2 separate regions of the Mus musculus genome follow, and region 2 is linked to region 1. The links are chromatin loops, found by intact Hi-C in ENCODE. Cell type or tissue: heart. All regions are shown on one strand. Links, peaks and the distances in the headings refer to the core of each region. The heading gives the core; the rest is flanking DNA.

The links. A loop is a pair of places that touch in the nucleus more often than their neighbours do. Peaks named below come from ENCODE experiments on the same cell type or tissue, not always from the same donor. Only the 100,000 strongest peaks of a DNase experiment are listed, where the experiment ranks them.
Region 2: it touches region 1 in a loop (3-fold over the local background); 15 of 42 quality-filtered maps call a loop at or near these places.

Annotation. Positions count from the first base shown.
Region 1 is chr2:72,726,087-72,741,873 of GRCm38, forward strand. 8430437L04Rik (RIKEN cDNA 8430437L04 gene) reads left to right here. Exons shown (of 7, transcript NR_040503.1): 6 at 715-804; 7 at 2,766-3,382. Gm30257 (a long non-coding RNA gene) reads left to right here and starts at 7,735. Exons shown (of 5, transcript XR_374639.3): 1 at 7,735-7,772; 2 at 12,828-12,897. In heart, for the core only: no CTCF peak of the experiment used is centred there; no DNase peak of the experiment used is centred there.
Region 2 is chr2:73,264,600-73,280,386 of GRCm38, forward strand. It overlaps Sp9 (trans-acting transcription factor 9), which reads left to right and starts at 7,327. Exons shown (of 2, transcript NM_001005343.2): 1 at 7,327-7,492; 2 at 8,526-11,172. The coding sequence starts at 7,472. The coding sequence ends at 9,959. In heart, for the core only: no CTCF peak of the experiment used is centred there; DNase peaks (open chromatin) are centred at 7,352 and 8,392; H3K4me3 peaks cover 5,221 bases; H3K27ac peaks cover 1,700 bases; H3K27me3 peaks cover 6,095 bases.

The sequences.
Region 1 (15,787 bases), core at 3,355-11,354:
GACATAAACCCCTAAACATGCATACCACGCACACATCAGTAGATACTCATATCATAAACACCACAGCAGATATTGCATTGCTCTAAGTAAAGTATACAAAAATATCCGATTCTATTGGCGTTTGGAGTAAACACTCACACACATTCTTCTACAGATGACAGAGGGTACATTGATATTCTCCCCTTTTCTGGTACTTGCTGTGGTACAAAACAAGGCCTTTCCTGTTTATTTGATAGCCAGTTCCTCACTGGTTGAGTTACGTCTGCCAAGAGCTCAGGAGAGAATTCTGGCGCACATATCTCCTCATCCTTTCCTGAGTGGACAGGGAAGACGAATGCCATTCGAGAGTGGCTTCCATGCACTTCTCTGACATAACCCACTGTCTCCTCTTAGTCATTTGTGAGGCAAAATTAACCCTCAGGAGTGCAGAACCGATCCACACAGCCAGAGGGTTAGCAAGCCTGAGCACCTGGTGGTATGCCCAGACCTGAGGACTGTGCACAGTTCTGATTGCTTTTCTGTTGTTCACAAGTTGATTTAACACTCCGTCAAAGTGTTCTTTTCTCCTGTGCCCATTTTCCATGGGAGAGAACTGAGGAAGACAGAGCTTAAGAGACGTGGCCTAAGATTTGAAGCTTGGGAACCTCAGCTGGTTTCAGAGCCTGAGTGTGTCTTGTTGTTGTTGTTGTAATTTTAATTTCCTTCACCAAAAAGCATCCGGCATGGAAGTCAATTTGAAAGGACTCTCACTAACAAAAACGGAAAAAGAAAAATCTATCATCGAAGAAATTACATCACAGCCAGGTATGGTGTGTGCAGCTCAGACCTGTAATCCTAACACTCAAGAAGCTGAGGCAGGAGGATTGTCAAGAGTACAAAACCAGCCTGAGTTATAAAACATGGCAAATTCCAGGCTTCTGCATCAAAGCCAATGATAGTAAAGTATTATAAATCCCTGAATGGAGCTGAGTTCTATCATCCCATTTGAGAGGAAGGAAAAAGAGGGAGGGAGGGAGGAAGGGAGGGAGGGAGGGAGGAAGGGAGGGAGGGAGGGAGGGAGGGAGGATTGGTTAGTGATTTGTTGTGTGGGACTGTTCTTTGTTACATTAGATCAAATATAAAGGAATGAGAGGGGCAGGAAAGCTGTTGTTTGCTAACTACCACAGCAGTAATTGTTAGAGGTAAAAGTTCATAAAAGTACTGGGTAAAAGTTTGAGGAATGGCAATGTATTTCCACACATGAAGGTATCCTGCCAAGATACTTACTCATTACAAAAAGAAAGTCGTACATTTACACCAGAGAAGCTGGCAATTAGCACCTTAATCAAAAGCTCGAGGTTAACATCCGCAGTAATGGACACAGGAGGTTATGTGCCTCCTGTTTTAACTTGCTGCACTTTCTGCTGTTTTCTTGCTAAAATTTTATAGCTTGAATCTAATCACAAGGAAACTCTAGACAACCCCAAAGGAAGGGACATAATATTAAGTTGCCTGTAGTCTTAAAAAAACATGTAACATTGTTATGAATGAACAGTGACTGTTTCAGATTAAGACAGACTAGCAAGACACGGCAGTGAATGTTGTAAGTGCTCCAAAAATAATATCCTTCTCCTCCTCCTCCTCCTCCTCCTCCTCCTCCTCCTCCTCCTCCTCCTCCTCCTCCTCCTCCTTCTCCTCCTCCCCCTCCTTCTTCCTCCTTCTTCTCCTTCTTCTTCTTCCTGCTAAAAAAGCATTGCTGAGATCAAATGGCAAACCCTAAGCAAGCTAATAGATGAAATAATAGCATTTTATCAATTCAAATTTCCCAACTTTGATGGGAAATTATGCTGTGGCTTTGTAGGAGAATGTTCTATTCAGGAAACACACTGAAGCATTTAGGAGCAAAGGAATATTGACTTTTTAATTTATTTTCAGTCCATTTAGAAAAAAGTTGTACATACACAGAGAAATTATAAGTATGTATGTATGTGTGTATGTATGTATTTATACAGAAAGAGAATATACGAAAGCAAATGTACAACTTTTAATATTTGGGAGGTCTGGACAAGGTGGATATGTATATATCCTTAGTATAATTCTTTTAATTTTTCTGTAATATAAAATTGTGTGAAATAATCTTTTATATATCTGAAAAGAAGAAGGTATCAGCATAAAAATTCAGAGCCTCTGCACCTGGGATTCCTTCTGGCCAAGTGATCAAAAATCTAATTCAAATTGGCCAGGCAAAATACACACACACACAAAAATATTATTGGTCCATGTTCTCTGAGGGTAGAGATGACCTAAGACATAGCTGAGTCTAGCTCAGTGCCATTGTGTCTTGGTTCTTTTCCTCTTATCCCATCCCCCACTGGGTTGGCTTTATTCTCTGTGCCTATCTGGAGGTGCCTGGAAGTTCTAGGCTTAGTATTCTGGGTTTAGATCTAGTTGGAAACACAAAGACCCCTCTTCCTAGTGCAGCAGATGTCTTCCTTCTGTGGTACGTTCCATCAGCTTCCATACACCTGCCTCCTGATACATTTGATGCTCAGCACTTCTGGTTTAGCTAAGCTGAATGAAAAGCTCCCCTCTGGAGCCAAAGTCAGCCGGATACTCACATAGGTAGAAGTGACTCACGTATGGAAACTAGAGGTACCCACACCAGATTCTGGGAATACAAACACAAGACACCCATAGATTCTAAACTATTGAGAACAGTGTAACTTGTCCTTCTAAACTCATGGCTTAAAACAACTATCTTCTCTTTGTGCACAACTATGATTTAGGCAAGATTTAGCAGGAGCAGTTCACCATTGCTCCACATGGTGGCAGCTGAGTGGCTTGATCACAAGGACTCCTGGGTTCATTTCCAAGATGGCTGCTTCCCAGGAACGACAAATGGATGCTGAACTATCAGCTGAGGATTCTTCTCCACGGGTATCTCTTGGGCTCCCTCAAAGAGACAAAACAGGATTCCAAGAGACAGAAAGGGATGATGTCACACATCTGAGATGTAAGGGGTTAAATCCCATATTCTGAGGAGGAAAGCCCCAAAAAGACTCAAAGGGGCAATGAAATGACTTTGCCTCTCCAGGCAGAATGACAAAGAATGTCCATCTGTCTTTAATCCATTCTCTCTTTTCTATTGTTCATTTCTCTCTTGTTCTATTGTTTTTAACAAAGCTTGAGTCCAGATGTGTATTTCTTTACCAGAAGTGGTGGCAAGACAGGTGCAAACCTGTGAAAATGGCATTTAGTGCTAGGAAGTGGTTCAGAGATGATGTCTTCTGTAGGGACAGAAGTTATTCAGTTATGGTGCAACCATATGAAAATTTTATGACACAAATTTTCCAGTAGAAGCTAAAAATTTGGCATTTTGAATTAAACCTAAGTTATTGGCTCATCTTTTAAAATAACTTTTCTTCATTTGTTTATTTTATATGTGGTAGGAAGTCAAATGTTACAGAGTGTGTGTGGAGGTCTCAGGCCATCACCTGACAGCCAGCTCACTCCTTCCACTTTGTGGGACCCAGGAATTGGACTCAGGTCGTTAGGCTTGGCAGTAGGTGGCTTTACCTTCTGAGTCATCTTGCTGGAGCTGGCTAATCTTTTAAAAAACAATGTGAGACCAAGCAAAGCACCCTGAGGCAAACTCAGGTACTGGACCACCAACCTATGACTGGAGGTATTTGCTGTCACTACTTTAAAAAAGATTCATAAAATCATTGTAATTTCCTAAGATAATATCTCAGAAGACGATTAGGTTAAGAAACCCACGAGGTATGAGAGCATGGATTAATTCTTATTTTAGGGATAGTCCCAGCATTGCCTGTAGATTAAAAGTAGCCTTCAAACAAAACCATGAACTACAGCAATTGTGTCGAAGTGTTAAACTGGCGAGTGATTTATTGCAAGGCAACAGATAACTGGACCACAATCTTGACATGACTCTTTGAGAATCAAACTTCTCATCCCATGAAATTATATCTGCTATTAGCACTATTTCCAGTTCACTGTCTCTGTTATTCACATTGCTATGATGATCTGAGGATCATTTTCTAAACAATGGTATGTCTGAAATTTAGAAAGATTTTTTTTTCTAGCCCCAATTTTCTATTGTAACAATGAAAACATTATAATAGCTATAAGAAATCAGCATAAGAATTACCCAAAGTGTTACTCTCTTGTTTCTCTTCTTTCAGTAGCATGGCCTTCCAAACAGCCTACTTAATGAAAGGGGAAACACACCTTCAAGACTGTTGCTTTAAAACCAAAAATCCCACCATTAGGTTTTACCGATGAAGACTCAGGAACAAAATGGTGTGGTGAAAGCCTGCTAGCTCAGAGAGGCAGAGAAAGCATCCAGCTGACCTTCCTACTCTACAGATGTCTCAGAAGGAAAGTGTTCCTTCTCCTCTCCACGCTGTCTAAAATCCCCTTCAACTCAAAGACCCTCTTCTCTGTTGACTTACGTTCACTCCCTGTAGGCTGGTTACTTGCTCTGCCTCTTGACCTAGGGTTGACTTTATTTGGTTTTGTTTACAGAAAGCTCTTAGGCTAAAGGTGTGTGCTAGGGCTGAGCCACACCACAACTACTTGTTTACAAAAACAGAAAGCTAGTGGATAAAAGGAAGTGCTAAGGCTGAGCTACACCACAGTGGGGGTTTTCCACTTTACAATCTTGGGGTTCACAATGTGTTCAAATGCCATGCTACATAAGATGAAAAACAGGTAAGTTATCTCATCTAGGAGGACTTGGAAATTGCTAATCATAAGTACTCAAAATAATCTTATTAGTACAATTATAAGCTAAAGGTGCAATTTAAAAAATAAAATAAACAGCAGGGCATACTAGCCCACACCTGTAATCCCAGCACTCAGAAAGAGAGGCAGGTGGAGCTCTGTGACTTGGAGCCCAATATGAGTTGGGCTATATACATATTGATTCTAGAACAGCCAGGACTACATAGTAAGACCCAATCTAAACCAACCATCCAATCAACCAACCAACAAATGGTCCCAGTTTAGCATCACACAGGATAAAGAATTTTAATGTCTACTTTGAGGGCTGCGTGCTGGAGTTGTCATGTATGATACATAAAAGCAAATCATGAATTTTCAAGCATACCATATAATTTTAGAATGACATGTTCATGTTTTCTGTTTTGCTTATCTGTTTGGAAAGTAAGGGACACAAATCATTTAAGGAAGGAAAAATAGATGTTAATGGTATTAGGCTGGCGGGGAACATATGAAGTTCTGAGCAAATATGTATTATTGACTATATCAAAGACCCCAATGCCTCAAACCCATGGGAAAGACGAAGCCTTGCCTAGGTCAGCTCAGGGAAATAACAAAGCCTTCTCCTAGTCCCTGTGCAGATGTTGACAGTGCATTCAAGAAGTTATCATCCACAATTTATCCCTACAGCATAAGTGGAAGCCGAAACCACTTCCCCACATAGACTTTCTCCTGCTGAGATTAGCTAAACCTGCCTTCTCCATGCAGATGTATAAAATAAACACACTGTGTTTCCAGGCATCGGTGAATCTCTGTCGGAGTGCATGGTCCAGCCAACCCCAGCCTTTCTGTACAAATGTCGGTATGTCCTGTCTTCATTCCCTAATTGCCCCAGTCTGATTAACCCCAAAACTGTGCAAGGCAGAGCACTGGGCCCTTTCCCTACTCCATTTTTAAAGAAACAAAGAAATACTATACCGTACTATAGAGGAGGAAATAAGATTTCAGAAATGAAAGGGTAAGCTATTAAGCTCTTAGTACTTTGAAAAATTCCTGTGAACTGGCAAGATGCTCAGTGGGCAAATTGCTTGCCACACAAGCTTAAGGACTTGAGCCCAGATCCCCAGCACCCACGTGAAAGCTGCGTGAGGTGGTGTGCTTCGACATCCCCAGTCCTGGGAAGGAAGAAATGCTGCGTGGATCTCTAGAACTCACTGGCCAATGAGCCTAGCTGCATCTAAGAGTTCCAAGTTCAACAAGACAGCCTGTCTCAAAAACTAAGGTGGAGAATAGCTGAGGAAGTCACTTGATGGCTTTCCCATACATGCATGCACTGTGCACCTACCTGTGCACACGCCCACACGAACATGTACATGCGTACATACAGAACACACACAAATGAGCAAAATTTGCTTTTGATAGCCAGGCTATCAATGGGAAAGCCTTGGGTTGATGAGGTTTGATCTTGATCCTGCTGGACAAACAGAACCTGGGGAAGTCAAGAGCCAAGCAGGAGGCTGGGGGCCTCCACTTCCCACCCCTACACCTGGCTCTTAGCAACAGAGACCCGCTGTAAAAAAGGGGGACTTGGTCTCACCAGTCATTTCAAATTCCTGCATTGTCAAAGCACTGTTCAGCTTCTGCAAGCACTCACTTTGCACTAATTATATTGGCCATTTTCACTTTTTTTTTTTTAGCCTCGTGTAAAGCTAATGGATTTTAACAGGGGAGCAGGCAGAGACCTTGGTCCTGTCAATCATGGGAATGGCAGGATTGACATGAAGGCTCAGACTCCAAGAAACTGTTCATCCCTGGTCTCTGTAGCTCATTTTCAACACCCTTGGCTTTAAAAACCAAACCTGAAATATGTGGGTCTCACACTACGAGCAAAAGTCCACACATAGCCAAGGAAGGCGGCAGATGCCGTAGCCGAACACTGGGTATCAGCACCTGTGGAAAGCTTAGAGCATCCTTCACTTGGTAAGGAGGCAGAAAGTGAGGAGAGGCGACTAGACATCTGGGTTGGAAGCTTCCGGCTCCTCTTTGAAGACAGCAATTCAGTGTTCTTTGCCTGTTGCCAATTTGAGGACAAAAAGTCTTAAAGGAGCGTACACTGAGAATTACCCATAGCCATGCTATTCCTGGAAGTCAGGTTCTCACTGAAAACCTCCAAGGGCTGAGCTGAAGAAGCCCTGTTCAATTACATCCAATAATCATACGTAGCTTGAAAGGGAAAGCAGACAGAGAATGAGCAAGCGCTCCCTGGAGGGACAAGTCAGGACAAAGGAAAGATGAACGCCTACAGCAGTGGAGTCCCTGATGTATTTTGGTCAAGTCAGGGTGCCCAGGCTAGACTGGAGGGGTCCTCAATGGGGTCTAGAGTGGCCTCACAGGGGTGTTTTGAACTTGAATGAGGGTGCTTTTGATTGCTAAAATAATTAGAGGAGGCAGTTACTACACGCCTTTAGTGGTCAAGGTCCTGGGCCTTGCACATCCTCCCATGTGCAGACATTCTCAAATGACAGCTGATTCTTCCTTTGTTATACAGTAGTTTCTTCCAAATTGAAACATTCCCTCCAGGAGGGAGGGGAAGGCTCATGAGACTCTGAGGTAAACAAAGGGGGAATAGAAACGTGGAAGATTCTGGAATGCCTGTCCCTGGCTTTATAAAAGGAATAAATAATTGCTGGGGGAGGAAGGACGCTGACCAGCCAAGCTGCAGTGAGAGGTTCTCAGACTGTAAGCTGTGCAGAGAGCTCCAGGCATTCATGAGCTGTCATCTGTGTTGGGGTGGGACTTTTGGTGACGTGACTACTTCTGAGTCATCCCTACTTGTGCTGGCTTGTTTCATGTCAACTTGACACAAGCTAAAGCAATCTGAAAGGAGGAAACCTCAATTGAGAAAATGCCTCCACAAGATCCCTCTGTAGGGCATTTTCTTAATTAGTGATTGATGGGGAATGGTCCAACTCACTGTGGGTGGGGCCACCCCTGGGCTAGTGGTCCTGGGTTCTAGAAGAAAGCAGACTAAGCAAGCCATGGAGAGCAAGCCGGTAAGCAGCAGTCCTCCCATGCCCTCTGCATCAGCCCCTGCCTCCAGGTTTCTGCCCTGTTTTCCTTCAATGATAAACCGCATTGTGAAATGTAAGCCAGATAAGTCCTTTTCTCCCCAAGCCACTTTGATCGTGGTATTTCATCATAACAGCAGAAATCTTAACTAAGACATTGTTCCTTTAAGTAACCCACATCTGTACTCTTGTTAATAACTCCATTGTTACTTCATTGGACATTGTGGAATTGTGACTTTGGTCTATCATGGATTACCTTTCTGGGGTGAGTAGACATGTGTGCTGTATCTCCTCAGGAAAATCTCAGATAATATCTGTTCACATCCTTGACATTCAAATGATCAAATTCATTTATCACCTTCATGTGTCATTCACACACATTCGTGTATCTAAGTGAATGCCATTTTTATACTTTGAGCCTTGAATCTTCCTCCATGTTACCTATAAGCATAGCTTTATGTTTTGAATTTTCCAGTTGGCTGGAGAAAGAGTATGCTCTTTCTCTGCTTTGAGACTTTCACCAAGAGTTGTCACTGTTCCAGAATGTAAGTCCATGGCAGGAGAGGCTCTCTTGTCATGTTGCCTTAGGTACCTGGTACACTGATGTGACTGTCCTGAGTCAGCTTAGCTCCATAACTGTCACAGAGAGAATGATTATAAAAAAGACCTTCTACAGTTACACATAAGCACTTGCACAAGAAAAATGGTGATTTTCTTCCATGTGACTTTTTTCTCTTCACTTCATAATTGGTCAATATGTGATCTTTCAGTTTAGAATGGAGTTCCATTCATGTGAATGGAATTTTGGGTGTGTACAGAGAGTTTACAAAATGTTTTGGGTGGGGTATGAGTCAGCTTTCTGTAACTGTAACAATTACCTGAGATACAGAGGGAAAAAGTCTCTCATAGTCTGAGTTTTGGACATGTCTATCCATAGCTGATAGAGTGGAGGATTTGGGCCTGTGGTGGGGCAGCATGATATGACATGAACACAGGGGTGTAGAGAGAGCAGAGACGGAAGATGTTTGGGTCCCCCCCAGTCCTCTTCAGCACAACTTCAGTAACCCAAGGAGTTTCTACAAGGCCCACCTTAAAGGCTTCACCACCTCCCAGGAGTCCAACAGGCTGGGCCCTGACCTCTAACACAAGGGCTTGTGGGGCGTATACTATAGTAGATGGTAGGGTGCAGGCCCTGGGGCCAAGGGAACCTACTGTATTGAGCTGGAGCATCTAGGAGTTCGCAATCCCCACTGTCTAATGCGAGCGGCTGTCTCCCGCCACCTCTTCTCAGTAAAATGCTGGTCCCAAAAGGACAGAGAGTACTGGGGTCAGTTACCATCCATAGATCAAAGGTGACGAAAAGGGTTCCGGAGTGTCGCAACCCACACAGCAGCCACCCTGCCCAGGTATCAGGACACACACCCTCCAAACCGAGCTCCCTGGGCTTTGAGGAAACAGCAATGGCAGTGCTCACTTTCCCTCATCCTTTTGCCCAGAAGCAGATCTCAAAACCTAGAAAGATCACGTGATGCTCTTCTTCCAGATTCTCTTATTACACAAGTCACAAGTCTCTCATTCCCAGGGGACCACTGACCTCTGCGCCCACACAGATAGATCCCATAAAATAAATAAATAAATAGTATGAGAAAGATATAAAAATAACCCTTTCCACCTAGTCCCTAAATTGCTTAGAATGAAGATATGTTGTGTGAATGCCCATACAAAACAGTGTGAATGGGTGACACTAGGGTATGTAACAGTGTGGAAGGAGATTTTATATATTCAACATAATTTACTCAAGTCCTTTCTAGCTGTCTTAGTACCTTCTATAGGGCGCAGCCTGGTTTATCTTGGAGCTGAGATCTGATAATACCCTGATTTAAGATTGTCTTTAATACGAGTCAGACTTTCGGACACTTGCCAGACATTTAGACTCTCCAATTCTGAATCAGGAACTTTGTCAAAATAAGAAAATACCCAAAATTTAAAGACCTCATACCTGGAATGACACATTCAGGGGGAAAAAAAGATTTGACTAATGTGTGGCCTTCCTACACATATGTAGCATATGTGCAGCTTGGTCTTCACGTGGGTCCCAAACAACTGGAACAGGGGCTATCCTACAAGCTACTGCCTGTATGTGGGGTACATTCTTCTAACTGGGCTGCCTTGTTTAGCCTCCATAGGAGAGGAAGCACCTAGCCTTGCAGAGACTTGAAGTGCCAGGGAAGGGAGATACCCAGGGGGGCCCCACTTGCTCAGAGGAGAAAAGAAGTGGGGGATGGGACAAGGATTGTGAGAGAGGATGGTGGGGAAGGGGGTCAGTCAGAGGGATGCAAAATGAGTAAGTAAAAAAATAAAATAAAATTTTAAAAATGTGGGGCACAGACTACACTTCAATGATGCTGTAAAATCACCATTTCCCAGAAGAATATAAAGCACACCGAGCATGCCCTGTGAGCAATGAGGCAGCACACAGATGTCCATACACAGACTGCGTGCTGTAATGTGAACCTCTACCTTTGCCAACTGTCTCTGAGAGCCAACCACTTACAGCACCACCACCCAGCACAAACAGTGTCTGGACTCAGTCTGAGTGAGGTATTAGAAAGACATAATCTTTGAAATGGGAGACTATTAATTCCTTGTTATGATGCGTCTATGGTTCAGATACCAAGATGAAGTCTTCTTGCCATAATTACACTAGAAAATGAAAGAATACAGACACCGGAGAGCCAGGCTGAGGTTAGGAAACAGTTGACTGAACCCAGCCCCAAATGAAGCAAAGCCCACTATGGGTGAGCTCACAAAGGTGGCACTATATTTTATTTGCATAGCATGTTAAATGGCAGTCAGGCAAGAGGAGGTTTGGGAACTTTTTTTTATTATTATTATTTTTTTTATGATTAGGTAGTAGTCTTTAACATGCTCTCACATACCAGGAAAAGCATGATCACAGAACTATGGAATGTGTATGTGCTTGAGAAAGAAAACTCAAGTGAAACAGACACACTCAGCCCTACCCTGCAGGCATGGGACTGTAAACTAAAGTCAGATGCACAGCGATCTACTGTACTTGGAAGCCTGCTGGTAAAGGCAGGCCCAGGAAACCCCTCCAGTTACAAGCTCCAGTGCCTGAGGGTGCCCCCGATTCCACGGTGAGTTTATGGTGGTAGCAGAGGAAGAAAACAATCAGAGAAAGAAATACAAGGCAGAGGAAGAAATAATAAGAGTGTTTCGCTCCACCAGTCTCCTTATGAGACATGGACTGCAGTTTTCAATGCCAGATATCACAAGCAAGTAGAGGCTATGGGGAGAAGCAAAGAGACCTGGTCCAGTTACTATCTGTCATCCTGGGTGTTAATGCCAAGTACACAGACTTCTGCATATGTTGTCGCTCTATTGCTGCCCGTCCCAGCCCCGTAACTCATATTATCATGCAACTATCAGCCCCTCATCTACAGAAGGTACTGAGACTCCAAGTGGCTAAGTGTCTTACCCAGGATCGCGTTGAATGTCGATGGTCTGAGCCAGAGTCTGCACCCTTAACTAAGTAGCTCACCTATCTCCCACTCACTTAACCAAGCCCTTGATGTTACCTAAACAATAATGTTGCCTTATTCTCTGGGTCTTTGTCTATGGTGTCCAAGGCATCTCAACAACAAATTCCCAAGGAACTAGAGGAGCCAGAAATTTCCATCTCAAGCTAAAGAGGGGATATCCATAAACCCTTTTGAGGTTTCTTCTAACCCAAGCATTTTCTTTACCAACCAGTACAGCTAAAGACTCCTAGCCCAAGTCATAACTCTTCCCCCTTGTGATTCTGCTTAGGTAACAGGTCACAGTAGGAAGCCAAATACAGATGGAAACGGTGGTGTGTTACACTTTCAGGAAGGTGGAATAAAAGCAACCATAGAGTGGAGCAAGCTGACTCGCCGTCCTGGGAGGAGCCAAGCTGACCCAGTCCCCAGCTCCCCCAGGTCGCTCTTACTTACCAAAGGAATGCAGAGGTTTCTTTTCCTGTGTTTTCTTACCTCACACAGGAAATTCTCCTGCCTCAGCTTCTCAAGTGATAGGATTTGAGGTGTGCACCAATAAGTCTGCTTTTGATTGGACAGATATAGTTAGGCCCATTATTCATATAGACCTCAACTCTGAACACATTAAAGCTGCTCTCTGGAGAGAACTGATCTGGAGTGTTACATCCGCCACCCTGGAGAGAGTTCTAAACTGCATCGACACCTCATCAAGGAATACAACATTAAACCACTTAAAAGCCATTCTCTTGCCAGGCACAGCGGCACACACTCACAGTCCCAGCATTCAGGGAGGTTGAGGCAGAAAGAGGCTCAAGTCTGAGCTAGCCTGGGCCACAGAGTAAGACCTTGGCTCAAACTAACAGCAACAGTAATAAGGCTCTCATCTGTTCTATACTTTTAAAGGTTAAACTAAAACATAAATAAATAAACAAATAAATGTATGAATTTGCCTGTGAGTATCTAAGAGCACTACATGCATGCCAAGTACCCAAGGAGGCCAAATGAGGCTACTTGATGCCTTAGAACTAGGACTACAGACCATGTGAGTATTGGAACCCAACCTGGGACCTCTTCAAGGACAACACATCTATATCATTACATAATATCATGAGTATAGTATAGAGCATAATACTGATAAATATAATAGGTGTATGCTGTATGACTTATCTGTGTGGTTATGTATTCTGTGTGTTCTCTTGTCATCCCATCTCACTATGCAGACCAACATGAACACAGCTGGCAACATTGTTTCTCCTTCTTGAGTTCCACTAAGATGTCTTGGCTCTCTCTGAGAAAGGTGGCTTGCCAATGACCAAAAGGCCTCATGTTGCTGCAATTGCTGGGAAAGACACTAATGCTAAAGGATTTCACTATGGATGACGTGTGGGCCACACTTACCATTGAGGACCTCAGTAATAACAGAGGGAAGGTACCAGTGGTGTTTTAGATTGAGGCATCTGCTTCGAATTATTGTAATTATTTTGGTTTTCTTGCCTTTCAGCGTCCAGGCCTAAGATTGCAAAGCCTGGAGTCGGTGTACTTATGACTGACAGATCATCCTTCATCCTAAGGTAAATCCTGAAAGCCATTTTCATCAAGCTGCACGAGGAGAGCAAAGTGAACCAGCATGTTCCAGCGTACGCGGAGATGGAGGAACGCCCACAGAAGGGAAAACTTAGCTCACTCGGTAGAGAGAGATAAAGCTACGTGTGGCCGTGCAGTGTGGCCGGGATATTCACAGGCTGCAACACAAAGGTCGCACTGGAGAAGGAAGGGTGAAGGGACCAGCGAGGAAGGACAGGAGAGAGGATGTGCAGAGCCACAGACCCCAAAGCCTCAGGGCCAGGCAGTGAGCCACAGGGGGTGCCAGACGCTGCAAATGCCTGTGAGTGCAGACGTGTTCACAGACACATCTGGATGTGTCTCAAAGAAAAAACATGAAGGAGAGAGGAGAAAGACTTGCAGATGTAGCGTGAGTGACCCTAACGGTGATGGTGAACAGGTAGATTTTCTGTTACTATATCCCTTATTCCTTTAAACTTTTCAATTTTTCCATTAAAAAAAGTAAAAGAAAATGCTTTAAATGCATACACAAGCAGATGCATAGGGCTGCCATTTTAAGCCTCTGTAACTGAAAACATAGACATGCACACACATCAAAATGGCTGCCATATTTTGTATCCGATCACAAGAGGAAGACAAATAGTAAGCTCATGACTGTGATTAATAAGGAAGTCCCAAAGCCAATAGGATCATGAGGCATGATAGCTTCCATTTTTATAGATCAAGCACTGCTTGGTACAACACATTTAGCTTCTCATACATACCCACATACACCAATGCACACATCTGCACACTCAGCATCACCCCAGTGTTGAGATGCTTTGGAAAGTGAGCGACTCCTTAAGAGCCAGCCAGCCTTTCATGGTGAGCCTGGCCAGACAGTTCACTGGATTCCTGGGTGTCGAGATGAACATGTAGTCACTGCCATATTCCTAGACTACAGTAGCAACGGTTAAAGTATCTGTTAGGCTGATTAACCAAACAGCCTTTACACCTTAGAAACTTCATCCCGATGGATCATAGAAAGTCTGCATAGAAAATGAGCAAAGGGGAACTGTTGGGATAATTGAAAAAAAAACCACAAAAACCTTTAATGAAAAAGAATGTAATGGGCAATACAAAAATAATTATGAGATTGGCAAGATGGCTCAGGGGGTAAAGGCACAGGCTACCAAGTCTGACGGCCTGAGTTTGATCCCTAGCACCCTGTAGTAGAAAGAGAAAGCTGACTTTTCCGAGTTTTTGGAATGTCACATGTGTGTCCTGGCACATTCAAGCAAGTACACACACACACACACACACACACACACACACACACACACACACACACAGAGAGAGAGAGAGAGAGAGAGAGAGAGAGAGAGAGAGAGACTGAGACAGAGAGGGAGAGAGAGACAGAGAGAGGGAAAGATAGACACAGACAGAGAGTGTGTAAAATAACATTTTAAAATTATCTCCCCAAATAGATATAAAGATGGTAGTTTCACAGACAGACAGACACAAACATGACTCTAAACATGTTTAGCACATTAGCATCTTCTAGACCTGACTTTGAAGCTACTCGAGTACATTCCAGGCCACATTCCCCACGGATGCCACATTGGCTGGGACTGGAATCACAATCCATTCCAGAGACTATGCTAGAGACCCAGATGTGTTGGCTACTCCCTTCATCCAAGAGTCTCCTGGAGCGTTTGGAGACCTGCCTCTGTAGCATGACCCAGCAACATGGGACGGAAAGTTCCTGAGTGGATACTGTCATAATCAGGCAGGCACTGGAAGTTGGCAGGTGAGGGCTGCTAGGTACCCGTACTATGCAGGCAGCACGTCTGACTAGTGAGGGCTGCCATCCAATGCAACTAAGCTGCCAAGCCAGGTTCCTTCCACATAAGACAGGCAGGGTACAGGAGAGAGCCTGACTCAGCAAGTAACACCTAAGCAGGATCCAGTGCAGAGGATCACAGCCAGCAGCACTCCTTTGCCCGAGTCCCACCTTCTCTGACCTGCCCTCGCTGGCTCTGGACTCCTAGAAAGTGATGAAACTTTCCAGAGCCAGAGCGCGCGCGCACACACACACACACACACACACACACACCCTCCCTGCCTCCACGCCAGAGTCATTTCCCAGTGACTGTGAATCAGTAGAAACACTCGCCTTTCCTGGCTCAGCCTGACTTAGAGACATCACAAGTGACAGAGTAATTCAGTTGTGACAGGAGCACCGCCAGGGGACACACTTGTCAACGGGCCCATCTGTCTACTGTCACTCTCTATCCCCTCAAAAGCGTACGGGGTTGCCCCTCTGCTGGGAATGTTACGGGCAGAATTACGCTCACTCATCCCACTCCAGATGTGGCGCTGCATCGGCTGTTTGCTTTAGAGTGGGGGCGGGGCAGCCACCGGGACGGCAGAGGGCGAGTGTAGAACTTGCAGCCCCCAGGTAACTGTATCTCTCTGTGCCTAGGGGTTTTCACAGAATGAAAATAAGGAGTTATGATGTCATGCACTTACTTCACCAAGGTTTGCTCCACTGCTACTATAGATGCAGCGAATGGCTGCGTAGATGAAGCGATGCAATTCCTGGGTGCTGCCCTCTCTGAGCTGAGGGGCTTCCTAAGAGAAGCTACATTGCCTGTACAGTTACCAGATCACCACATTTTATAACTAGGAAGCCAATGAGTAGCACAAATCCTAGATGTTGCAAGCTGGCCACTGTTGACGTTAAATAGCCACAACTGAAATCCAGCTGGGCTGTGACGTCATCCTTCCCTCTGCTTCCCTTCCTCAAATGTTAGATGGTCTCCTCTCCCAGAATGGGGTGTCCAAGGCCGGACCTGATCTCCACTGTGCTCAGCAGGCCTCCCTGTGCCTGGCACACTGTGCTGAGCAGTAATACAT
Region 2 (15,787 bases), core at 4,667-12,666, 540 kb after region 1:
CTGCAGGGGTGTTTCTGAAGCTCTGAGTCTGACTCTCTACGTTGTCACCTGCCTTAAGGCCATCCTGCTTGACTGATGCCTGGTTGGAAACTAGAATGGGCGTCCCTGGCATGTGCTCGGCGAGTGTGTCCGTGTCAGCAAGTCAGCAAGAGTATCTTTTGCTACGGTACTAGGAAGGAGGGAAGAAGCAAGATGCCGGTGCCTAAAGCGAGTGGAGCCTCTCTCTACCCCCATGCCATTCAATACCAGGGAGAAAGTGAGACTCAAGCGCCTCTCACTGAGCTCTAAGGACACAGGATGTACAGTGGGTGGTGAAACAGAAGGCCGGCCCACCAGGATTGGGCTCTAGACTGGCTGGAATCCAGAAGCATGGATTTGTCTGGGCAATGTCACAGGGGCACTTGAGTCCTCACAGGGAATCTCATGGCCTACACAATCAGCCTCCCTCCTCCCCCTTCTCTGCCTCTTGGAGTTGCAGGTCCTTGAGAAGAGATTCCAGGCAGGAGAGGACTGAAGGAACTACTGAGAGAACTCAGCAGGGTGCCATCTGGAGAAATAAGGTCAGAGAGCCTCTGCAAGTGTGCGTGGTGTGTGTGCGTGTGTGTGCGCGTGTGCGTGTGCGTGTGTGTGTGTGTGTGTGTGTGTGTGTGTGTGTGTGTGTGTGTGTGTGTGTGTAGGGGCCGGGGTTGGGAGAGGATGGGATCCATTTAGGTTTTCCAAATCCTGGGCTCCCATAGAACATTGGCTACAGAAGACACGTGCCTGTTGTTTCTCTATCCTTTCTTCCACACCATCAGCAATGCCAAAGACATCTGAGTCCATTCTAGACACTCCAAATCAAATGAGGTAGGGGATATAGCCAGCCCAGGCTCTAGGGACAGGAGTTGGGGTCAGAACTGGGCTAAGAAGAGGATCTGGGGGAGTTGAGAGCCAGAGAGACTGGGAAAAGGAAGAGCAGGGAGGGGAAGGTGGAGGAGGGGATGAACCAGTAGGGGCAAAGTTAGACTTGGGTGTGAGATGTTCAAACTTAGAATCTTTCTGGCCCCCTAGTCTCCCCCTCCATTGTCCAGCTGAAGGTGCACCAGAAGTAGGGGGTCAAACAAAGGGAATCTTCTGTCCTCTCCTTTCAGGCCAGGGTGGGATGGGGGGGGGGTAGGAATTTCCTCATCATGAGAAGCCGATGAGTGTCTGTGGCAAGTAGACAACTACAAACAGACTTTGGACCAGGCAGAGAAGGGCGGCCTTGATCACTTCAGCTCTGTTGTAATTTTGTCTTCGATGTGATTAGCTGGAAGAGTCAGCCCTACCAAGGATTTCCCTCCCTCCTCCTCTTCCAAAGGCACCATCCTTCCAGAGCAGGGCTGCTGCTCCTCCCCAGTCTGAAATTTCAAGGGCTAATGGTGTGTGTTCCTGCAGTAATTAGGGGCCATGCAGCAATCCAACACTCGTTAAACAAATATGCAAGTCATCCTCATGGGGGGGGGGAGGCTGAGGAAGGGGGCAGCTGGAACCCCTGCTGCTGGTGTCCTCGGCTAGGGGTGTGGCAGCTCTGTGACCCTCTGCTGAGGAGGCAGCCCTTAGTCTTCTTCACTCTTCCTTAAAATGAAGACACACAGGCAGAGAGCATGCATTGCATCTCGCATCTCGCCACCCACTGGACAAGCTGAGGAACCTGTGTCCCTGCTTGGAAAGTTGTCTAAGTCACTAGTGGCTCTAAGCTAAGATGAGCAGGATCTGGGTCCCCCACTCTGCACAGCAGGGCCATGGATATAAAGGCCATGGAGCCATCTTCCCCACCTCTTTCTTTTCGCCATTATAAATCAGCCATATAAATCATTCACATTGTTTAAGGTACATTGATCCATCTAATGGCTTGTAATAGGCTCCTAATTGTCATGTGCAGAAGCCTGCAGGCTCACAAGGGTCTCAATGCCAATTCAGTCTACCTTAAGCCCCAGGCTGGTCAGTACAAAACCCACAAGAAGCACCCTGCCACTCCAACCTCTGTGCCCAGAAGAGGGAGTATTGCTAAGGGTAGTTGTTACACACACACACACACACACACACACACACACACACACACACAGAGAGAGAGAGAGAGAGAGAGAGAGAGAGAGAGTTAACTTCCAAATCACCATTTCAGTGATAAGCAAAATCCAGCCTTCAATCTATTGATTATTGTGAACCAAAACACATTTTGTCAATCTCAGAACCCTTCTGGATTTAAAGCCTCTGTCTGCATTTATATTTACAGTAAAAAAAAAAAAAAAAAAAAAAAAAAAAAAAAAAAAAAAAAAAACTTGTTAGTCACAAACCAATATGCTCTTGGTCGCATCTTTTTGTTTTCTTTCATTATTTTTATTTATTTATTTTAACAATAATGATAAGGAGTCTCTTGAAGGGACTTGTTAAAGAAAGGGACAGAGGAGCTTTTTCCAGGACAGCTCTGAGTTCTACTTCTCAAAGTTGGAGTGTTTCCCTCCTCTGAGCCTTGGATGAAGGAGGAAAGAGCTGGAAGTTGGAAATCTCTCAAGCTGTCTAAGAAGTGGTTAAACTGAAGAAACTGATGGGCAATATATGTGTATCATTTGGGTAGCTCTTCTCTTAAAAAGAGAAAGCTGATACTGACTCTGGCTGGTCATCTTGCTTAGGTCTGGGACTCCTCCACAGTGTCTGGTGAGGGAGGACAGTACAGCTCCAAGCCAAACAGCCCCCCCCCCCCCCGCCGTGGTTTCCTAGTGATGCAGTAAACAGACCTATGATGCTTGTTGAATAATCTGCCAATAATTGCAGTCATTAAAATCATCACAGTCTCCAGTTGCCTTCCTTCCTTTGACATACCAGTGTCTCCTTTAATTGTTAATGCATTTTTGGCTCAGATAAACAGAGCAGGGCAAGCTTAGAATATAAGGTCCAGCCACATCTAGCAGCACACAGTTGGCTGTACAGCAAAGGCATGAACTGTCTCCATAGACCAGGGCTTTTCAGTTTCTCCTGGAGACCTTCAAGAGGTTAGACTGCATTGCGCCTCTAAATAGGAGTGCCACCTTTGAGGTAGGGTATAATTTTTTAAAAAGATGAAAATCTCATTGGCCTATTGATTCTTCTTGACTTTTTTATTTGTAAGGGTTTATAAAATGAGGATTAAATAAAAGCGCCACAGAAATCATGGGAGAGTCTTTCAGTTTTCAATTAATTTTCTTGATCTATTTGAACTCAGGGCTGGTGCTTTTAAAGACATAAATACATGTTCACTATAAAAGATTCCCATCTAATCAAAGGCTGGGTTTCAGTTTTCAGTCACACTGACAAACTCCAACTGCGGAAAGGATTCACCATACTCAACAGGCGCTAAAGGCTGCACTGGGCTTCCTTGCCCAGAGCTCCAGGCAGGCAGCAACCAGCATTCAGGCAGCATTTTTTTTTTTTTTAAACTGAAGTTATTATGTTTCTTCCCCAACTCCCACTCGGTGCTGACCTGATAATCACTGCTCTGGTGTAGATCATGCAAATGAAAAGCATAATTAATTGCACAAATGATTCAAAACGGGAGCCTCTGTGGCTTAGCAAATAAATAAATAAATAAATAAATAGAGACAGGTGGGAGGACAGGTCAGACAAATGCTTTAATAGGTCCCCCCTCCCGCCCCCAGCCCCCGCTCCGAATCCTAGTTCTAGTGGCCCAGCCTTCCGCTGCAACCAGCGTCACCAATTTTGAGAACTGTTCGCTTCCTCCCAGCCCAACGCCTCCCCTCCTGCCCATATCTTGAGTCTACACCTTACCCCACCTCAGTGTGGTAGGTCCGCTGCTAACTCCCGAGGAGAATGGGTAGCTAGGGTCTGGAGTACAGTTTACTCAGCTACGGAGGAAGGGGTTCAGAAAATAACTGGTCTTGAGGATCACCACGCAGCTTCGTGCATCAGCGAGAAAGCATTTCATCTGGGTATGCTCAGGAACAGGGATGAGTACTCAAGATGAAATTGTTTCCCCGAGCTTTGCCTCTGAAACACTACAAACTTGAACAGTTGCTCAGCTCACATCAGAGCCCTTCGGAGAGGCAAGATGGGAGGAACAATATTTGCTCAAAGCCAGTGAACTCTTCCCTTTAATTACTCTATTCTTTATTGGGCTTCTTATAGATTTTTTTTTTTTTTTTGCAAAACATCATGTTGATTTAACCATAGTGTATTTACGATGTAAATATATGCCAAGATGAAAACGTCACGGATCAATTGTAAAGGACCCGGATACATAATTTTAAAAAATCAGTTTCAGTGTATATGAGGTTCTCACCCCACTTTCTCTGCTCAGTCAGATTTGTTTATGCAGAATCGACATTTAATAGTGCTAATTGCACTCCAGTTAAATTGCCCTGATTGCAGAAAGGGAAGCAATTTTCGTGCTCTCTGTCTGGGTTTGGAAGAAATTGTTTTATATTCACCTCTTTATAAAGAAGTGGAGATAAGGCACCGGGGCCTTTGCACAAATTGCACTTAGGGGCTGACTGGCACCATTCAGGCGCTATAATAGAGCATTATTTGGCCGTTTTGAATAATGTAAAGCGTTTGCTGAAAGCTATTCTCCTGAAAATTGCTTTAACTTTTAAAAGGGTGATGATTCACTCCAAACCAGGCCTTTGTTACATTGTCATTATTTCCCCAAATGTTTTAACAGTCAGCTCAACACTTTAGCATAACACATTGATCTTTGTTTAAAAACTAGATTTTTTAGAAGATGAAAAAAATCTGTCAGACGGAAGGGGAAAAAAACTGGAACCCCCCCCCCAAGATTTTCTTTGAGCCCCACCTTAGAGTTGAAACGGGCAGGATTGTTGAATTGTCTGTATTCCTTTGGAAGACTTCCCTAACTTTTATTGTGATGAGGACGCGTGTGTCTAGGAATATGCGAAAGCCCACGTCCAGAGTCTGACAGCTGGAACTGCGTGGAAAACAGCGGGAGGGGGAGGGGACTGCTGCAGGAGGAGGAGGAGGAGGAGGAGGAGGAGGAGGAGGAGGAGGAGGAGGAGGAGGAGGAGGAGGAGGAGGAGGAGGAATCCGGGTGCCTCGAGCCCGAGACGCCTGTGAGAACTGTTTAAATGGTGGGCTTAAAAATGTTACCAGTGCCAAGTGGCTTTTCGGGTTGTCTTATTTATGACTTGGTCAGGTTTCCTTAAGAAGAGGGTGGGTTGGGGAGGAGAAGTCGTGGGGAACCCCTCTGCACTTCTCCTCCCCGGGCTGCCCAGGGTGAATCGGAAACGCCTCGCTGCCACTTAACAATCCCTCTATTAGTAAATCGACGCGAGGACCCTACGGGAAGCCGAGGGCCAGCCTCCCCTTCCAGGGCAGAAATCACCTGTTGGGAACAGCTCCTGGGTCCCCCCTGCTGGGCTTTCTGGCTTGGTCCTGCAGCCTGGTAACCCGCCCCCTTCCACCGCGTTGTCTTTCTTTACGCCCCCCCCCCCCTTAGATTTTTATCTCAGTCACCTAGGACGCAGAGCTTCCTTCCTAGCTGATCAGCTCATCCCTCTCTTTTCTCCTTTTCCGCCATCATTTTCCTCCTTTTCTTTTGTCACCTTAAAGTTTTCTTTTAAAGGCATTCTGAGCAAAAATAGTCTAGGGAAAGGCGACGTCCACATAAGCTCTCCCCATTCACGAAGAGCCGGTGCGTGCAGGCCTGGTCTTCCACCTTAAGGTGAGAGAGAAGTCTTGCGGTGGACTTACTTTTGGGCCTAGAGATCTTGCAAATGAACTCAACCTGGAAAAACAACTTCACATCCTCCTGACTTGTCGTTCCCCCGACAAATTGTCTTTTGCACCCGATCATTTAGGGTTGGGAGTTATTATTTTAAAAAGCAGGATGTGGTTTGGAGGGGGGACGTGCTTACACGTTTAAGTATCCAGACCTGCCTGAGGGCGCTGGTATTTCTAGTTCAAAAGCTGCCTCTGGCTACCCTGGAAAAGACAAAAGTAATGCCCAGAAACAGGAAACCCTCCAGCGGCGGCGCCTTGCGATGCGTGAGGACACCTCTTTTTACACCAAGGTCCAGAGAGGCTTTGAAGATGCTTCCAGCTTGCAGAAGGCGGAGGCGCCCACGTGTGGCCTGGCTTTCGCAGACTCTCTCGGTGAAGGCTCCGGAGAGGTCCTCCAAAGGCTGTGTCAGCAGGGTGCCTGATGAAGATGAGCCTTCCTTTGGAGTCCCTTGGCCCTGAAGACGGAGTTTCTAGGCCCTAGCAGTCTGCAGTGGAGATAGTTTGAATCTGAAGCAAGAAAAATGACTCTATAAACATCCCCTAAAACTCGACTTCAACCTGAAATCCGACATGCAAATCTCCACCGGGTTAAACAAACAGCGGTGCAAGCTGCAGCTTCGGCGGGGGTGGCGGTGGGGGGGCGGACGCCGCTCGCGCCGGTCTCCGTTTCCAAAGTTGTTACAATGTGAAAATAAGCGGCTTCGTGCAGAGTGTTGTATGGGCTGATGCTTCCCACCCCCACGCCAGCCCCCAGAAAAACCTGGCAGATAATCAGCACGTCCCACTGTTTAGTCATATTTGACAACTGGGTTAACCTGGTATCTAGGCGCTGGCGAAGCCATACAAAGGGTGCCCTCAATTACCACCAGGAGCTTCTGGTGTGATAGGCACTTGTATTACCCCCTGGGTCAGAGGCCAGAGCGACAATTAGGAAGTCACTTAGACCGCTGGAGGGAAATGGCGGGATGCAGCAGGCTCTGGGCTCTCCTAACAAGTCTGTGGGTGTAGACCTGCCTGGAGAGGCCCAGCTGTCCTTTGCGCCCTCTGCTCAATAGGACTCTGAGTATAAAAAGAGTACGGTGGGAGCAGGAATCTGGGAAAACGACCACGACAAGGATAAATCCATCGCAAGAGTGATGGCTACAAGTTCAAGTTCTTCGCAGCAACAACGTGTACACACAAAGTGAACGCAGACCATTTCTGCTTGTGCCCTAGGCCGGGGTGTCCCTCTCCTGCTTCTTTCCCACAAGTGGAGAGTGAAGACTGTCAGCCCTACGTAGCAAGGTGGCCAGGGTGGTGGGAGTGGTGGGGGCCTGCGGCTTGGTCTCAACAGTACTTAAACCTGGCTTGGTACGTGAGTGTGTGTAAATTTTTAATTGCACTGTAATTTCTTCTGTCCCTAGCCCGCCCCCCTCCCACCCACGCCCGCAGACTTGACTGGCACGCGCCAGGAGCCCGGGCTCGGGCCCCTCGGAGCGTCTGATTGGCTGCGGGGCAGCTCCCGTCTGCTCTGCCTGCGCCCTCATTGGGCGAGAGGCGCAGCCAGCGGCACTTCAAAGCGGGTGCTCCTCGCACTTAGGCTGAGTTTTGCCGGCGGGAGCCCAGAGTCCGCTCGGCGCGAGCGCGGGACGCGGGAGCCGCGCGGGACCTGAATCGTGATTCCCAGCAGCCGCCAGGCTTAACACCGCTCCGGGCCTCGCCGCGCAGCCCAAAACCTGCTATGGCCACGTCTATACTTGGGGTAAGTGAAAAAGACTCGCTGCAAAGGCTTTGCTCATTTTTGTTTGTTTTGTTTTTGTGTTGTTGGTGGTGGTTTTTTGTTTTTGTTTTGTTTTCTTATGGCTTCTCTGGGCCAGAATCTCTCAAGAAACTGTTGCTATACCACAGCTCTGGTTTCCTTTTAGCATTTTCTACATTTCTGGAACCGATCTTTTCAAGTTATTGGAACCTGGGACCTTTTGCCTTTGCAAGAAAAGAATGTCTTAAGCAAGTTCCCTTTTAACTGGTTTTTGAGGCAAAGCCGAATGTTTCTTTTCTTCCCTTCTTGATTTTAACATCACTCCCCCACTCCCAACCCCACCCCCCGCCACTTGGTTTGGGGGTTGTTGCATTACATTACAGTGTTTTCTGGAAAGTCTTGTTTTGCAGGCCACGAAGTTACATTAATAAACACTTACATTAGCGTGGCTCCCCAGTTTGCCCTTGACTTTGAAAGCCGCTTATACTTGGATTCTTTTTGTAATCGTGTGCGTTGTGTAAATATCAAAACTACGTTTCTGAACTATAAAAGAAAATAGCCAAGTCGTAGCCACTCATTCGAGGAATGTTCTAAGAGTTTCTTCCAGCACTGGGTGGCTGTTTTGGCCACCACCCCCCGCCCTCACCCGTTATTTCTTGTGTGTGTTTACCTTCGTGCTACACCCGGAAGGGCGACTTGGGAGCTTCTGGGAGATGAGCGGGCTTATGGCGTCAACCCAAGTCTGATTCTAGACAAGGGTGGCAGCGAACGAAGTGGCGAAAACCGAGGCATTTCTGATCTATAGTCTCACTGAGGAACAACTTTCCTACTCGCTCGTGGTCGCCTCTGTCCTGCGCGGGGCGCGGCGCGTCCCCCGCCAGCGTGCGGGGAGGAGGCGCGAGCCGGGGTGCCAGGGCCCTCCGGGATCTGCGCGGGGGGAACGAGGCTGCTCACCGGTGCACTTTGTGTCTTCCCCCACTTCTCCCTGCCCTCCTCCTCCTCCTCCTCGCTCCCTCCTTCACCCCACCCACTCTAGGAAGAGCCACGCTTCGGAACGACCCCGTTGGCCATGCTGGCGGCGACCTGCAACAAGATCGGCAACACGAGCCCCCTGACGACCCTGCCCGAGTCCAGCGCCTTCGCCAAAGGCGGCTTCCACCCCTGGAAGCGCTCCTCGTCCAGCTGCAACCTCGGCTCCAGTCTCTCCGGCTTCGCTGTGGCCACGGGCGGCCGCGGCTCGGGCAGCCTGGCGGGTGGCTCGGGAGCCGCCAACAGCGCCTTCTGCCTGGCCTCCACGTCCCCCACGTCGTCCGCCTTCAGCAGCGACTATGGCGGCCTTTTCTCCAACTCGGCGGCGGCGGCGGCCGCGGCGGCCGGCGTGTCCCCGCAGGAGGCGGGCGGCCAGTCGGCCTTCATCTCCAAGGTGCACACGACGGCGGCCGACGGTCTGTACCCGCGCGTGGGCATGGCGCACCCGTACGAGTCGTGGTACAAGTCGGGCTTCCACTCGACCCTAGCGGCGGGCGAGGTGACCAACGGCGCGGCGTCATCGTGGTGGGACGTGCACAGCAGCCCTGGGTCCTGGCTGGAGGTGCAGAACCCCGCCGGGGGGCTGCAGAGCTCGCTGCACTCGGGCGCCCCCCAGGCCTCGCTGCACTCTCAGCTGGGCACCTACAACCCCGACTTCAGCTCGCTCACGCACTCGGCCTTCAGCTCCACCGGCCTCGGCTCGTCGGCCGCCGCCGCTTCGCACCTGCTCTCCACCAGCCAGCACCTGCTGGCCCAGGACGGCTTCAAGCCGGTGCTGCCCTCTTACTCGGACTCCAGCGCAGCGGTGGCCGCGGCGGCCGCCAGCGCTATGATTTCGGGCGCAGCGGCGGCCGCCGCCGGGGGCAGCTCGGCGCGCTCCGCCCGTCGCTACTCGGGCCGCGCCACCTGCGACTGCCCCAACTGCCAGGAGGCCGAGCGGCTGGGTCCGGCCGGGGCGAGCCTACGCCGCAAGGGGCTGCACAGCTGTCACATCCCGGGCTGTGGCAAGGTGTACGGCAAGACGTCGCACCTGAAGGCGCACCTGCGCTGGCACACGGGCGAGCGGCCCTTCGTGTGCAACTGGCTCTTCTGCGGCAAGCGCTTCACGCGCTCGGACGAGCTGCAGCGGCACCTGCGGACTCACACGGGCGAGAAGCGCTTCGCCTGCCCTGTGTGCAACAAGCGTTTCATGCGCAGCGACCACCTGAGCAAACACATTAAGACGCACAACGGGGGCGGCGGGGGCAAAAAGGGCAGCGACAGTGACACGGACGCCAGCAACCTGGAGACACCCCGTTCCGAGTCCCCGGACCTCATCCTGCACGATTCCGGCGTCAGTGCAGCCCGGGCGGCTGCGGCGGCGGCAGCGGCGGCGGCGGCAGCGGCAGCGGCGGCTTCGGCGGGAGGCAAGGAAGCTGCGACCGGTCCCAACGACTCCTAGAGGTTGGCGGAGAGGCGCGAGCGAGCAAGTAGAGACACCCAGAGCGAGCGAGCGAGAGGTTCGGAGGGCGAGCGAGTGGGCGCACGGGAGGGCAGGGGCTCCAGAGAAGCCCCCGGAGCCCAGGCTGGGAGCGAGGTGGAGCAGCGCGGAACCCCGGGCGGTGGCTTGCTGGCGGCGCCGGAGTTGCCCTCAACCCGTTGCGCCCAGATGAGAATCGATCTCGAGGTCCAGAAACAAAAGCGAGCCATCCTCCGACATAAGTGCAGGTTCAAAACTACACACACACACACACACACACACACACACACACACCACCCCGGAGTCCCACAAACGCAAGAACGCACACTCCCGCGCGCGCACTCACAGGCACCCACTCGAACAAACTTCTCCAGAGAAGAGCAATACACAGAAATGTCCCCTCCCCCCACTGCCCACTCCCCCCACCATCCTCTGTCCTTTTCTCAAAAACAAAAAACAAAAACTAGCTACCACTCAGCAAAGGACTGTCAGAACTTTCGAATGAAAACAAACGAGACCTATAAAAACAGACCCTTTGTGTGGATTATATTATATATAAAATCTCCAAGTCCTGCTTGATGTCTACTTACAATGAGACTTTTTTTTTTTTTTCTAAAAAAAGGAAGCATCAAAAAAGGCTTAAGGTGAGATATTCAACTGGAAGTCTAGCAACAGTTTCTCTGTATTTCATAACATCTGTATAAATAGGGTTCAAAGGATTGTGTTCTCTTTTATTTTCTTGTAAATGTTCATTCGAATAGTTTTTTTGTGAATTCCTGAAATTCAGGGAGTTTCTTTTTAATTTTCTGATGCACTTTGTGAAAGTCAGTATATATGTAAAAGATATTTAAAATGTTGAGTTACCATTTCACTCAAACACGTAAGTTAAGGTCATCTAAAGAAATTAAATGCGTTTATCTGTATGAAGAGAATCTTGACATCATATTTTCATTTTGGTGTTATTAAAGGACTCTAAACAACACTCCTCCTTTAAAAAAATATCCTGTTTCCCCCTCAATAATCTTTAATGTGGAATCAACTATTTTTTTTTGTTGGGAAACAAATTCCCTTAATGTTAGTTGTAGGCAATGAAGTTTATGTGGGTTGCAAAAGCCATAGCACACATACATTTTTTTGAGAAGTCAAAATTATTTATTTGTATATCAACAGCAAAAATTAAATCGGGTTATAAGAATGTGTAGTTGTATTACTTAATGGGAGGGCTTGCAAAAGGTGACATTTTAAATCTTTGGATCGCCTTTTTAAAAAGCCAGGGCTTTTGACAGTTTTAACTGGGGAGATACCTACCCATCTCCCGGAGGGTTCAGAAAAAATTGGTGGGTTTGTTTTTTAAAACTGATTTTAAAACAATCTGTGGGGGAAAAAATCTTTCTAGGAAAAAAATATCTTTTAGTTTCCAAGGCTCTCTACGTTGGGAGGCATCTCTGGGGAATAAATCGCTAGAGTCAATACCCCGGAAAAGACATTTCATGCCTAAATGAAAATCTTGTTAAATGTTATTAATTTTGACTTAGAGCACACAGCAGCCCCCTGTGCCTTGTATTCCCTTATTAGGGATTCATGTCTTATCAAATATCTAATTAATCTCCTAGACATCATTTGTTCTGGCCAACTTTATCTCAGCTGGTCCACAGGGAAAACTCCAAATATTCTCTGTGACAAAGCTCCCTTGAAGATCTTTTTAATTGTCTAAATTAACTGCACCAAATTTGCATGTCAAACGGTAAAGGGCAACCTGAGATAAAATGTAAACGTTTTAAAAGCCCCAAACTAAGCACTTGATTTGATAACTAGGCTTTTTAATGTTATGGAAGACAACTGCTCCTTTCCTTTTCAAAGACGGCTGATCTATGCAAATAGTGAATTGGAAATGCCTAGGTCCCCTCGCCGTCAAATGGCCCTCGCAGGTTATTTGAATATCAGTGGCTGCTTCTGAAAAGGTTCAAGGATGCTCTCTGCCTTCTTTGTGATTACGCAGTGCGGCGTCTTATTCTGAAGAAAAAAAACTCAGGAATAATTAAAGGCTGGGATCAGGCCTGGGAACACATTTGGGACAGGAATCTCATTTAGACAGTCTCTTTCAAAATAAGGCACAGTTAAATTGACCAGAAGGCAATTATTGAAATGAAAATTATTTTCACTCTCTTTGTCTTCTGACCACCAACTTAACAGCCCCAGTTTAAAAGAGGGAGAAGGGAGAGAATGACGAAAGGAAAATTGGTAAATGAGACAATTTCTCAATTCGAAAAAAAATGTTAGTTTGGAAAAAGAAAGTACATATTTACAGAATAAAAATATTTCTAAAAGACTTCTCACACAATAGAAACTGCAAGGGGAGTCAGCAGCTATAAATTTCCCCCTCTTTTTTTGATTACTGGCCTTGGAAACTTGAGTGAAGATTTTGATTCTTTGGAAAGAATAAATTATTGGTATTAACAGTCAACAAAAACTGCTCTGAAGAGCCAAATAGCAAGGCAACGAGAAACAGCAGGAAGGTTCCCAGCGGGGAGTCTGCAGCGTGAGGTTCAGTGGCTTCTTCCTCTTTTCTCGGAGCTCTTCTTCCTCTAGTTTTCCTTCTCTTCGGTCATTTTCTCTCCCGGCTCATCCATTTCTGCCTGGGACGCCCCGCACCCCCAGCCCCAAAGCGTCTTCGAGTTTGGGTCTGGTCTTAAGGAGAAGCTGTGGCAGAGTACGCTCATCCTGGGGGTTTGAGGCAGAGGCTCTGAGGTCTATAGGGCGTCCCGTGCGTCTAGGGTCTGCAGGCTGGAGGTGCGGAGGTGAGTGCGAGCTGGGGGTTCCTGAGGAATGAGGGCGCCGGGACGTCGGTCCCAGGCAGCTTTGTTTCTTGTTGATAATAAAGGCAGATCAAAGGGCCTGGCTGTGCAGGTCTCGCTCCCGGAGGGGCTCCCTCCGCAGGCCAGTGATCAAGGCCTCTGCGCGCTGTCTCTGCCCCGCGGGTCAGCCAACGTCCATCACCGCGGCTCCGGTGAACCGCGGGCGGCAGCCCAGACCTCAGTGTCCAGTCAGACATCTTGGGCTCCAAGCTGAGCCAAGAGGGACCCGGTCCCGCGCTCTTGTCGGAAACCCACCAGGGGAAACATCCCTGCCCCACTTCCCACCAGCTCTAGGCATCCCGGGGAGACCTTGAGACTCAGTAGGTGGTGACCGACTGAAGACGAACAAATGGAAGAGAGCGTGCACGGGAGGCGAGGTCCATGAGCTAGGATACCAGCTGGGTCCCCAGGTGGGGTGCGGCTGCGCCTCCCCAGGGCCACCTCTGCATTCCCGCGGCTTGGGCCTAACTGGGTCCCGGGTAGAGTAGATGGGGAGGCCACGCTGCGAATGAAGACTGCCGCCTGGAAGTGGATTTTGTGAAGCCAGGGCTGAGACCAGGGTCCTGGAGTCCCGCCCCCGCCGGGGTGAGGGGAAATGCAATTTCGTTTCAGTGAGTTTCCAGGGATTTCTTGTTTCCAACTTCCACGCAGTAGATGAACCAAGACCAAGTTTGCTGGGCCTGCGCCTATCCCGGCTCAATTCACACCCTCCCCAGTATTTTTCTTTCTTGGCATAATTTACCCCCAGTCTTTGGAGGACCCACCGGGTCCTACCTGATGAAGAAAAAGGAGTAGATTTTTTTTTTTCCTTTCCTCAAGGACGTTTGAAAACATTTGGATGAGATTAGATTGTGCACCTGAACCGCGTGTCTGGACATTCCGTCAAATCGTCACCAGTCGTGTAAAATTGAATTTCTTTTTATTCACATGGAAACTTTATTTATTTTAACTCTAATCTTATTTGCATCTATTATCTGTATTCACCAAGGCTCTCTTCCACTACAAAAATGCAGATGAAGTAAATCTCACATAAATCCCGCCCATTTGTGTAATTGGTATACTAAGTGTTTATTTTAAGTGAGAATAATTTAGCTACAAATTTTCTTAAGGAATAACATTCTTAACACATTAAAAAAAACTGAAAACTCTGATTTGCTTTTATGTTTGACAGTAGCTCTTGATTCCCCCAAGAGGCGCACGGCGAGTGCGGCTCTCTGGCGCCATCTAGAGCTCCTGCATAGGAGTCCGCGCTGTCGGCCTGGTGCTTGGCTTTTAGCGCTTGGAGACCTGCTTCTGTCGAGAACTCTGGCAGCCAAGGAATCAGGCAAAGAAAAGCGAGGTTTAGTGTTTTAGCTGGGGACAAGCCCCGTTTTGAGGGGACATTGCCTAGCAATGGCTCCAAAGGAAGGGGATTATTTCTGAAACACACTTACTGAAAAATCCAAGCAAAACAGACTACCACCTCGCTTGGCCCTGGACCCAGCTTTCTTTCATTGTCTCATTTAGCATTCTTTCCTAGGCGATTTCAGGGTCTTCCAGCACTCCTAAATGAGAAAGCTGAGCGTTGTCGGTAGCGGCAGCGACGTGCACCCTGGGTAGAGATCCCGCGGTGGGCACAGCTTGCCTCGCACACTTCACCCAGCGTCCTAGGGTCCAGGGCTGCGGGACCATCGGGTCTGCCTGGACTACCCAGGACGGGCGTGAACGCAGTTTACCACCAGGTCACCAAGACCTCCTCAGCTTCCCAGAACCCCTAACACAGAAGAGAAAGCCAGAGTCTCACAGCTATGACCAGCCTGGACCCACCGAGCACCTCAACAGACCTCTGCAGGGTTTCCGTGCAATGGGAGGCGACCACTGCTCAAGTGGGGCGCAGCGGGCATGGGGCAGCTCGACGGGGCCCCAGAGGGCGACCAGGAGCCCCCAGAGCCCTCGCCCCAGGCCCTCCCGACGGGTGCGCACCCCCTCCCAGAACAGACCCACCCCTTTTGTCCTTGCCTTTTCGAAACCCAAATCTGAAATGAGATAACAGTTGGGGGCGTTGGCCAATTTTCTCTTCTCTGTGCATCGCCCTGCCTCCCGCCGCCCCCTTCCCTCCTCTTCCTAGTCCACTACCCCTCCCCCATCCACTAGCTTTAGAGGGCTTGTAGGGACTTTCTCCCCTCCCCCTTCAGCAGTTATTGTTTTTTAATTTAAAAAGCGACACCTTCCAACCCCGGCGCCCGCCCGAGGAGGAAAGAAACGCAGTCTCCCGAAGCTGTAAGAAAAGAGATGAGGCTCTGGGGTGCCCGGCTCCCCAAACTCAAGCCAGGGAAATGCAGCGCGCTTCTGGGAACTCAACAGCCACCTTTGTAGCGGGTACTCGGCTGGGTTTGTATTTGCTGTTTTAATACAAACCCCGCCGCACTGCCTATTTCAGAGATGTGCTAATTACTACTTGGATAGCAGGGCGCAAAGTCCTTGTCCATTTCCCAGTACAAAGTAGGTTGCTAGAAAATTTGAAATTGCCTTTCAGCCTAAAGCTGCCTTACCTGAATGTCATAATTACAGTAATTATGTACATCCAAATTACATGCTAATTAAATTAGAATCAAATCGTTCTAAATCGAAATCAAATGAGGTAGTGAAGAATTAATCAATGACAACATAAATAGAGCGCTTCCTTCAGAGATATTTATTGTAACGATCCAAGGAGGAATTTGATCTGAAAAAGTCACCTGTTTATTTACTTTCAAATTAGTAATCAGTTATTATCCCTTCTCCATAATTTTAACCGTTCAGTGCTATTTACCCCCCACCCTTTCCAGACGCTGGAGTTTATAGAAATATGTATGAGGTAAATACATACAGACTTGCCTCCCCATATATTATTGGTATAAATATGTACGGTGTTTGGAACTCTTAAGATTTCTAAATGTCCGTGGGGACACATTCCTCCAGAGTCAGTTAGTTGGC